Regions from separate parts of the Homo sapiens genome. Here region 2 is linked to region 1. Evidence: chromatin loops called from intact Hi-C (ENCODE). Cell type or tissue: heart left ventricle. All regions are shown on one strand. Each heading gives the region's core, and the rest is flanking DNA. Links, peaks and the distances in the headings are about the cores only.

Region 1 (4,380 bases), core at 87-4,086:
AAAGTGGCGAACAGTGGAAGAAATGCATGAGGATTGAGGCTTGGGAAGGATGGGGTGCAGGGTGGTTCCGGAATTTAGGCAGGAACGGGATCTAGGAATGGAGGGGTGATACCCCCACCTCGGGAACAGGAGGCCTCTTACACATATCTGCCCCCCGCCACCCCATATTTCATGTGTGCATGGCTCTGTTTGAGGTGGAGGGGAGATAGAGTCTTACTGGCCAGGTGGGGACCCTGTGGCCACCCCTCAGCCTGAGGCTTCCAGGGCAGGGCTGAGACATAGGGTGAGCACCTCCCGGGCAGCCTCCCGGCTCCTTGGAATCTAGGGTGCCTCGTGGAGGAGGGGTGTCAGGGTTTGGATGCAGGTGGGCCCAGCTCTGGGAACTTGAGCCAGTTACCTAATTCTTAAAACTCTCCAACTCCTTGTGCATAAAATGGGGTAATACGATGTACCCTATGGGTTTGTTTTGAGGATAAACTGAGGCAAGTTTATGTGGAAATGCTTGGCACACAGTAGGCATCAAATATGTCTGTTCATGTATCCCTGTGGGAATCGACCTGTGGACCTCAGGCAGTGGGATGTGGGGGTGATAGGAGGGAGCTGTGCCTGCAGCTTGTGCCAGGGTGCAAGTTCCTTCTGTGGCTGCCCTGTGGAAAAGCACATCATCCCTGCTTAGACCCTCGGTTCACTTGGGGCCAGAATCCCTCAGCAGACCTTCTGCTCAATCATGGAGAGAAAGCAACTCCTGGCTTTTAGGAGAGCCCTTGAACTCGAGGTTCCTTTTGCTGCCCTGTAGGTTATTGGCAGGCCGAGTGTTAAAGTCCTTTTCTTCCGTGTCCCCTTGCAGTTTCCCAAAGGCTCTTGTTCCTCCCCGCCCCTGGCACCCACTGTTCTTTTCATTCTTTTCAGTTCTGCCTTTAGAAATAGGACTGAATGCTGGGAGAGCTGCCTTCCCTGTGAGGTCATGAGTTTCATGACACTAATGGGCTTGAAGTGGCCTGTTGTCCGGTCATGTCTTTAGAAGTAGCCTCGTGCGGAACCTGAGCCCCCTGTTGGGCCAGCACAGGGAGAGGCTCAAAGTGCCGTAGCCTGAGACTGTGAGGGGCGTGGGGGCTCAAGAGGAGGGCATAGCCCAGGGAACAGAGGATGCCCAGACCACCCATGAGGGGCACCCGCCTCCCCCATCAGGAACTAGAACACCCCCCACCCCCTCTATGGCCCTCATACTGTGGGGAATGTACTACTTTATTTATTTTTATTTATTGTTATTGTTTCCTTAGAGTCAGGATCTCACTCGGTTGCCCAGGCTGGAGTGCAATGATCACGGCTCACTGCAGCCTTGAATTCCCGGGCTCAATGATCCTCTTACCTCAGCCTCCCAAGTAGCTGGGACTACAGGCACGTGCCACCACACCTGGCTAAATTTTGTTAATTTTTCTTTTTTTGTTGTTGTTGTTCTAGAGACGGGGTTTGCTGTGTTGCTCAGCCTGGCCTCCCTGGTCTCAAACTCCTGGGCTCCACCAATCCACCCGCTTTGGCCTCCCAAAGTGCTGGGGTTACAGCTATGAGCCACCACGTCTGGCCCGAACGTACTACCCCAGTGGCACGGGGGCAGCAGGTGACCTGGAGGCTGAGCCCACAGTGCCTCTGAGCTTTGCCACTTACAGGACTGGAAGGTGACCGCCCCTGATCGTCACCTCCCATTTGTGGCACCGCCCGTCTCACAGTGGGGATAGAGGCCGGCTGTGCTGGCCAAAGTGCTTGCTCACATGTCAGCTGTACCCAGGAGGGACATGCTTCCTAGCTGTACCTCTGGGCCTCAGAGTACTCACAGCGGGGGTGGCCACCGGTCTTGCTGTTTTCTGGGGCAGGTGGAGAGAACAGGGGACCCCATCTGAGGGAGACTGCTCCCCACCGCCATGGCAGGTCTTGGGCTTAATTTTCAGGAGGGCAAAGTGGTGCCTCCCAGCTCCCCGGCCCTGCGCCTGCGTCCTCCCTGAAGTGCGCATCCGCCGACTTGCCTTCCCCGCCTTGGGATCCAGGAGCTCCAGCAGGGGCTGGGCTGGGGGCTCTGTAAGCGGCGAGCTCTGTTCCCTGGGCACTAGTCCCTTTACTTCAGTGGGAGGTGGTGGGGTGGGAAGGGGAAGGAAGGGTTGCATGGGAGGGGACTGTGTGGGGTGATAAACTCAGGTGGGAAGAGTGCTTGCAGGAGGAGGGAGAGTGTAAGGAGGGACATGCCCCGGAGATTATGCTGTGGACTGAATCTTGTGTCCCAAAGTCATATGTTGAAATCCTAATCTCCAAGGTAATGGTGTTAGGAGGTGATTAGGGTATGAGAGTGGAGCCCTTGTGATGGGATTAGTGCCCTTAGAAAAGGGACCCCAGGGAGCTTTTTCACCCCTACGACCCTGTGAGGTTATAGGGAGAAGGCATCATCCATGAACCAGGAAACGGCCTCACCAGACGCTGAATCTGCAGGCGCCTTACAGCCTCCAGAACTGTGAGCAATACATTGTCCTTGTTTGTAGGCCACCCAGTCTTTTTTGCAAGCCACTGGTAGGTTTTCTTAGAGCAGCCCCCACAGACTAAATCTGTAAGCCATGCAATTCATAGTATTTTGTTATAGCAGCATGAACAGGCTAAGACAGGCCGTTTTGGTGAAAGAAGGTGGAGGTGATGGAGGAGGAGCTGAGAGATGCAGGCCCAGGTGTACTGGTATCTGCCTCCGCCACCCACAACACCAAAGGTGGAGACTCAGACCCTGCAGCCGCCTGTGGAAGGGTCACAATCCCCCGGGGCTCACTCCAGGCATTGTTTAGGACTATTAGGAGTGGCTTATTTCATAACTGAACACGCCTTTTTCTTCTTCCTGAAGAACCCCTATGGCCCCAGTCTTTTGAGCAGGCTGTCATCCTTTTATTTTTTTAAAAAAGGACTGTTATAAAAACCAACTATAGGTCAGGCGCGGTGGCTCACGCCTGTAATCCCAGCACTTTGGGAGGCCAAGGTGGGAGAATCACCTGAGGTTGGGAGTTGACGACCAGCCTGGCCAACGTGGTGAAACCTTGTCTCTACTAAAAATACAAAATTAGCAAGGTGTGGTGGTGCATGCCTGTAGTTCCAGCTACCCGGGAGGCTGAGGCAGGAGAATCGGTTGAACCTGGGAGGCGGAGGTTGCAGTGAGCCGAGATCGCGCCATTGCACTCCAGCCTGGGCGACAAGCGCGAAACTCCGGCTCAAAAAAAAAAAAAACAAGCCAATTATGCTCTCAAAAGGATCTCACTCTCCAACCCTCGAACACACACAGCTCCACAGTTAAAAGAAAGTCTCCCTGTACTCGCATCTCACCACCCCATCTAATCCCATGCCCTAGGATGTCAGTATTGTATGAGTGTAGTCTGTGTTCTGTCAGAGCTTTTGCTGTGCTTTAACATATGATACACATTTTAATTTTTACAGAAATAAAATAATGCATGGTATAAACACACTTTTAAAAATTGTTTTGACTTCGCAGTATAGGAGCACCATTCTCTGGCAGCCCAACCTAAATGAACCCCAGAGGCCCGGCCGTTCTTACTCAGAGACTGTTCAGATTTACACCAAAACGCCATCAAAGGAGTCAGAGAGGGAACTCTCCCCAGAGCTCCCAGCCCTCCCCTCCCCCTTCCTCTCCACCTTCCCATTTTTCTGTCTAGAGCTCTGGTATTTTTTCTTCCCTGCCTTCCTGGACCTCTTCCACATTTCTTTCCACACCAGTAGTTTTCACCCTTTCCGATGTAAGAGCCTTCTGGTTTGTTTCCAGCACTCTCTCACTCTGGTCTTTCTGTTCTTTCCCCCGGTCAGCCAGAGGGATGGCTGCAGTGACCAGCGCAGGCCCTTCCTTCAGGGGCAGAAAGGCAGAGGGTCCTCACACACTTAATATTCTGTGACTCTGCCACCCATTATAGCTTTTGTCACTTTAATAAACTTATCAGTACCTCTGATGTCTGCCGAATTTTTACAAACTTTTTATTAAAATGTAACCAGCTACAGGGCCGGGCACGGTGGCTCACTTTTGTAATCCCAGCACTTTGGGAGGCTGAGGCGGGCGAGACCAGCCTGGCCAACGTGGCAAAACCCCGTCTCTAATAAAAATACAAAAATTAGCTGGTTGTGGTGGCGCGTGCCTGTAATTAGTTGGTTGTGGTGGCAGGTGCCTGTAGTCCCAGCTACTCGGGAGACTGAGGCTCGAGAACTGCTTGAACCCGGGAGGCGGAGGTTGCAGTGAGCCAAGATTGTGCCACTGCACTCCAGCCTGGGCGACAAGAGTGAAACTCCATCTCAAAACAACAATAAAAAGATGTAACCTGCTACAAGCAAGAGCACATATCGTAAGTTTGC
Region 2 (4,380 bases), core at 156-4,155, 210 kb after region 1:
CCCAGGCCCGGCCTGGGGGCAGAGGCCCTGATGATCACCACCCAGGATGAGGAGCGCCAGGATGGAAGGGTGTGCAGGGGACTGTGGGCGCCTCAAGACTGAAGCCTCGGGTCCAGGAGGCAGGGGATGCCTTTCACAAAGGGCTTGATCACTGGGACCAGGCCGCACAGGCATGTTGCCAGGCAGAGGAGTGAGGACATGAAAGGGCGTGGCTGGGTGGGGAGGCAGCCTGGATAAGGGACAGAGATAAGAACTGTGGGTCCCTGCATGCAGGGATGGTGAGGGAGGACGCTGGATTCATGCCAGGGGCCCTAAGTGCCATCATCAAGAGCTGGAACTTAACCCTGCAGGCCATGGCCACAAAGGCAGCCACAGGCCAAACCCAGACTTGGAAGGTGCTGACCTTCCAGGGCTTTTTTGGCCTGCATGGTGTTTTTTAAAACATGAGTCGGCCGGGCGCGGTGGCTCACGCCTGTAATGCCAGCACTCTGGGAGGCCGAGGTGGGTGGATCACGAGGTCAGGAGTTCAAGCCCAGCCTGGCCAAGATGGTGAAACCCCGTCTCTATTAAAAATACAAAAATTAGCTGGGCACGGTGGCAGGCGCCTGTAGTCCCAGCTACTCTGGAGGCTGAGGCAAGAGAATCGCTTGAACTCGGAGGGTGGAGGTTACAGTGAGCCAAGATCGGGCCACTGCACTCCAGCCTGGGCAACAGAGTGAGACTCCGTCTCAAAAACAAACAAACAAAAAAAAACAAACCATGAGTCAAAAATGAAAAATAAGAGATATTTCACATCAAAATCCCGATGTCTGGCTTCTCTTGAAAAATGGAAAGATCTGGAAACGGTCAGTGTGAACTATCTAGGAGCCACTCCCTCTAGATAGGATATCCCGTCTCCAGGGCATCACAGTCCCCTACTCCTGGTGTCCCTCTGGCCTGGAAGTCGAGCGTCGATCACCATTTACCATGGGGCTTGCATGCTTTTTTTCTAATAAAGGTGACTTGGAACCACATCTCTGTTAAAATCAAACATAGACCAAGTGGGCTGCCTTGTGATTTTAGCTGAACGAGTCTGTTTCTTGTGTCTGTGTAACCTGTGTATCCCTGTAGGCAGCGGAGTTTGAAGCCCTGCCAGGGAGTCATGAAGGAGTTTCTCAGGATTTATAGTTGCAGACGGCAGAATCCACTGCAGCCAGTTTAAGCCAAAAGAAAAAAGGGTAGTGGGAGGTTATTCAGGGGTCCAGAGACCTCAAAGAACAGTGCCTCCAGGAATGGTTCCCAAGCTCTCCTGCCAGATCTGGAAGCTGCCTCCCAGCTGCTGGCTCAGGATCATGCTCTGTCCCCACCCAATTCTGCCGAGTCCGAATCTCACTGAGACACCTCTGATGGGTGGACCGTAAATCACACCTGCATCCTAGCAGCCAAGGCAGCAGGGAAATGTGCAGTGAGTGCTGGAAGGTGGGGCTTGCGCTGTGGAAAGCATCCAGGTGTGGAGAGGGTGACCAAAAGCTGCAGACGACCACTCCAAGCTCTGGAAAGGGAGGTAGCTTTGGTGTCTGGGGGTGTCACCAGCAGGGATCTAGCCACGCCACTCACTTTGCACCCTGGGGTAGTCCCGGAGCAGGACCTTCACACCGCCAGAAGGCTCCTGAGCACACAGTGCCAGGCCCAGCTCAGAGAGAAGGTCACCCCCAGTCTCCCAGCAGCCTCAGAGCCTGGGATGGTCCCTGGCTGGCTAGTCAGCCAGGCCTCCAGCAGCCTCCCGCAGCTGTGCCCACCCTCTAGCCAAGTGGCTTTGCTTGGCTTTTGCGTGCCTTCCTCCTGGCCTGGCCCTGCCGGCTGACTGCCCGGGCTGCCGGTCAGGACAGCTGTGTCACTATTTCGGAACTCTTTGTTCTCTTTGTGGAATTCAGAGGAAGCCTGTGCCAGCTAGGAGACTGGGCTCAGCTATTTCCCAGCAGCTGATAACAGCTGGGATTAAAAGATGAAAAACTCTGCACATGGCCCAGCCCTGCCTGTAACCCAGAAGCCAGGCGCATGTGTCTAAACTCAGGCGCCCTATGGTGTTTACTCCTGCCCCACCCTCCTGTCGGTGGCTGCCTCTGTCCTCAGAGCCTCGCCCTCCCTGCTCCGCACCCTGCCCCGAGGGCCGCGGATTCCTTGGGGACCATTTACAGGGCTCTGAGGCACCTGGCCGGGTGCCTGCTATGCAGGGCATCATATGAGCCTCACAACAATCCAGAAGACAAGTGCCATGTTATGCCCAGTTTACAGATGGGGAAACTGAGCCTCAGGGAGTGTAGGTGGCTTGCCCAGGGCCATGCAGCAGGTGACTGGAGAGCTGGGACCCACCCAGGTGTGTTTGGCCTCAAAGCCTCCACCTTCCATGACCTCACTTTCCTCTGATTTGTAGGCGCTGCAACTGCCTCTGCCAGATATACCCAGAAGGGTCATTTCTGCCTTCCAGGAGGTTCCTTTGACACAGAGCCACCCACAAGCCGCCCAAGCCAGTACCCCAGAAGGGAACATAGCATGACAGCGGAGGCAGTGCCTCTGCCAGCTTGCAACTTGGGGCCAGTCACTCCTTTTGTACTGGGCATTCGTGTTCTCATTTCACTTATTCAGCCAATACTTATGAAGCTCCTACTGTATGCCAGGCACTGGGAAATAAGAGAGACGAGGTTTATCCGGCTGAGAAGTCTGCATTCTAGCAGAATGGAAACATGCAATGAGCCAGGACAGGATGTGACAGAGTGAAGGCGGAGCTTGTTCAGTAGGACTGCCAGTGGGTGCCTCTTTGATGAAGTGACACTGAGCTGAGACCTGAGTGACAAGAAGTAGCCAGGCTGGGGAGTGGGCAGGGCTTCCCAGGCACAGAGCCCACCTGCCCTGAAAGAGGATTGTGCAGCTGGGGTGAAAGAGCAGAGAGGAGGTCCTAGTGGTTCACTGGGTAGAGGGACCTGAAATGAGAACAGAGACGTGTCAAGGGACAGATCAGACAGGGCCACACAGGCCAAGGTGAGGTGGCTGGATCTTTTTTTTTTTTTTTCTTGAGAGAGGGTCTCACTCTGTCACCCAGGCTGGAGGGCAGTGGTGCAATCTCGGCTCACTGCAACCTCAAACTCCTCAGCTCCAGCTATCCTTCTGCCTCAGCCTCCAAAGTAGCTGAGACTACAGGTGCACACCATATATGTACATATATAGTATTTTTTTGTAGAGACGAGGTCTCACCATGTTGCCCAAGTTGGTCTTGAGCTCCTGGCCTCAAGTCATCCTCCCGCCTCGGCCTGTGAACTACTGGGATTACAGGCATGGGCCACAGCGCTCAGCCATAGCTCGATCTGCACCCGTGTGCAGAGGGAGGCTTCAGACGGCTTGACCCAGTCAGGAGGGAGTAACACCACACAGGGTTGCTGTGAGGACTGAGCACCAAATAAACTGAAAGAGGTCAAAGCCGACAGAATACAGTGCGTGTGTGAGTTGAGCCTTCATAAATGGGCAGGAGACCCTAGGCCCTTCTTCTGCAGGGAGGGCAGCAGTCCCAGGGTCCCAGGGGCCCAGGCTTTTCAGGGGAAAAGCCTGCAGGGAGCATCTCTCCCCCCTGAATACTCTCCCTCCTGGGACCTTCCAGCCAGAGGACGCTACCCAGGCCTCCGCCGCCTGGATCTTTCAACTGATGGCGCCATAGTCACAGGGGATGAGGACACCAGGGAGCAGGCCACTGGTAGCTTCCATGTGAGCCTTTCTTTCTTCTTTTTTTTTTTTTTTTGAGACAGAATCTCACTGTGTCATCCACGCTGGAGTGCAGTGGCGCAATCTCGGCTCACTGCAACCTCCGCCTCCCGGGTTCAAGTAGTTCTCCTGCCTCAGCCTCCTGAGTAGCTGGGACTACAGACTCCTACCAGCACGCCTGGCTAATTTTTGTATTTTTAGTAGAGATGGGGTTTCTCTATGTTAGCCAGGCTGGTCTCGCACTCCTGACCTCATGATCCGCCTGCCTCGGCCTCCCGGTCCTGGGATTACAGGCGTGAGCCACTGGGCCCAGCCATGTGTGAGCCTTTCATCCTGCATCCAAGTGTGGGTGGACTGCGATGGCCCAGAGAGAATCTTGAGGGGACAGGTGTGACTCGGGGTCCCTAAGAGCCTGGTGGGTGCGGGGCGTTTTTGGACTTCCCTTGGCCCTACTTCTGGCTGAGAAAACAGTGGCCATTCCTGGTGGGGGTGGGTAGGCATGGGTGCTTTTTGGGGTCTGTGGACTATCTGCCTCCTGGCTGGCAGGGGGAGCCTGGGGCCTGGCTTGTGGAGAGTCTAGGGCTGGCTGACAGACTTGAGGCCCCACTCTCTTCATCTGGCTGGGATGCAGTGGGAACTGGGGCCCCG

What was found. Peaks named below come from ENCODE experiments on the same cell type or tissue, not always from the same donor. Only the 100,000 strongest peaks of a DNase experiment are listed, where the experiment ranks them.
Region 2: a loop joins it to region 1, with 4 times the contacts of the local background. A loop is called at or near these places in 9 of 110 quality-filtered maps.

What each region holds. Positions count from the first base shown.
Region 1 is chr5:178,541,983-178,546,362 of GRCh38, reverse strand. All of the region lies in intron 2 of COL23A1 (collagen type XXIII alpha 1 chain), which reads left to right. Among named protein-coding and RNA genes, the nearest start is that of COL23A1, 46 kb to the left of the region's middle. RefSeq lists a silencer at 2,001-2,295. In heart left ventricle, for the core only: no CTCF peak of the experiment used is centred there; a DNase peak (open chromatin) is centred at 1,702; H3K27ac peaks cover 4,000 bases.
Region 2 is chr5:178,329,326-178,333,705 of GRCh38, reverse strand. The region is part of intron 2 of COL23A1 (collagen type XXIII alpha 1 chain); the gene reads left to right. Among named protein-coding and RNA genes, the nearest start is that of PHYKPL, 99 kb to the right of the region's middle. RefSeq lists an enhancer at 1,836-2,442. In heart left ventricle, for the core only: no CTCF peak of the experiment used is centred there; DNase peaks (open chromatin) are centred at 275, 1,815 and 2,115; H3K27ac peaks cover 2,248 bases.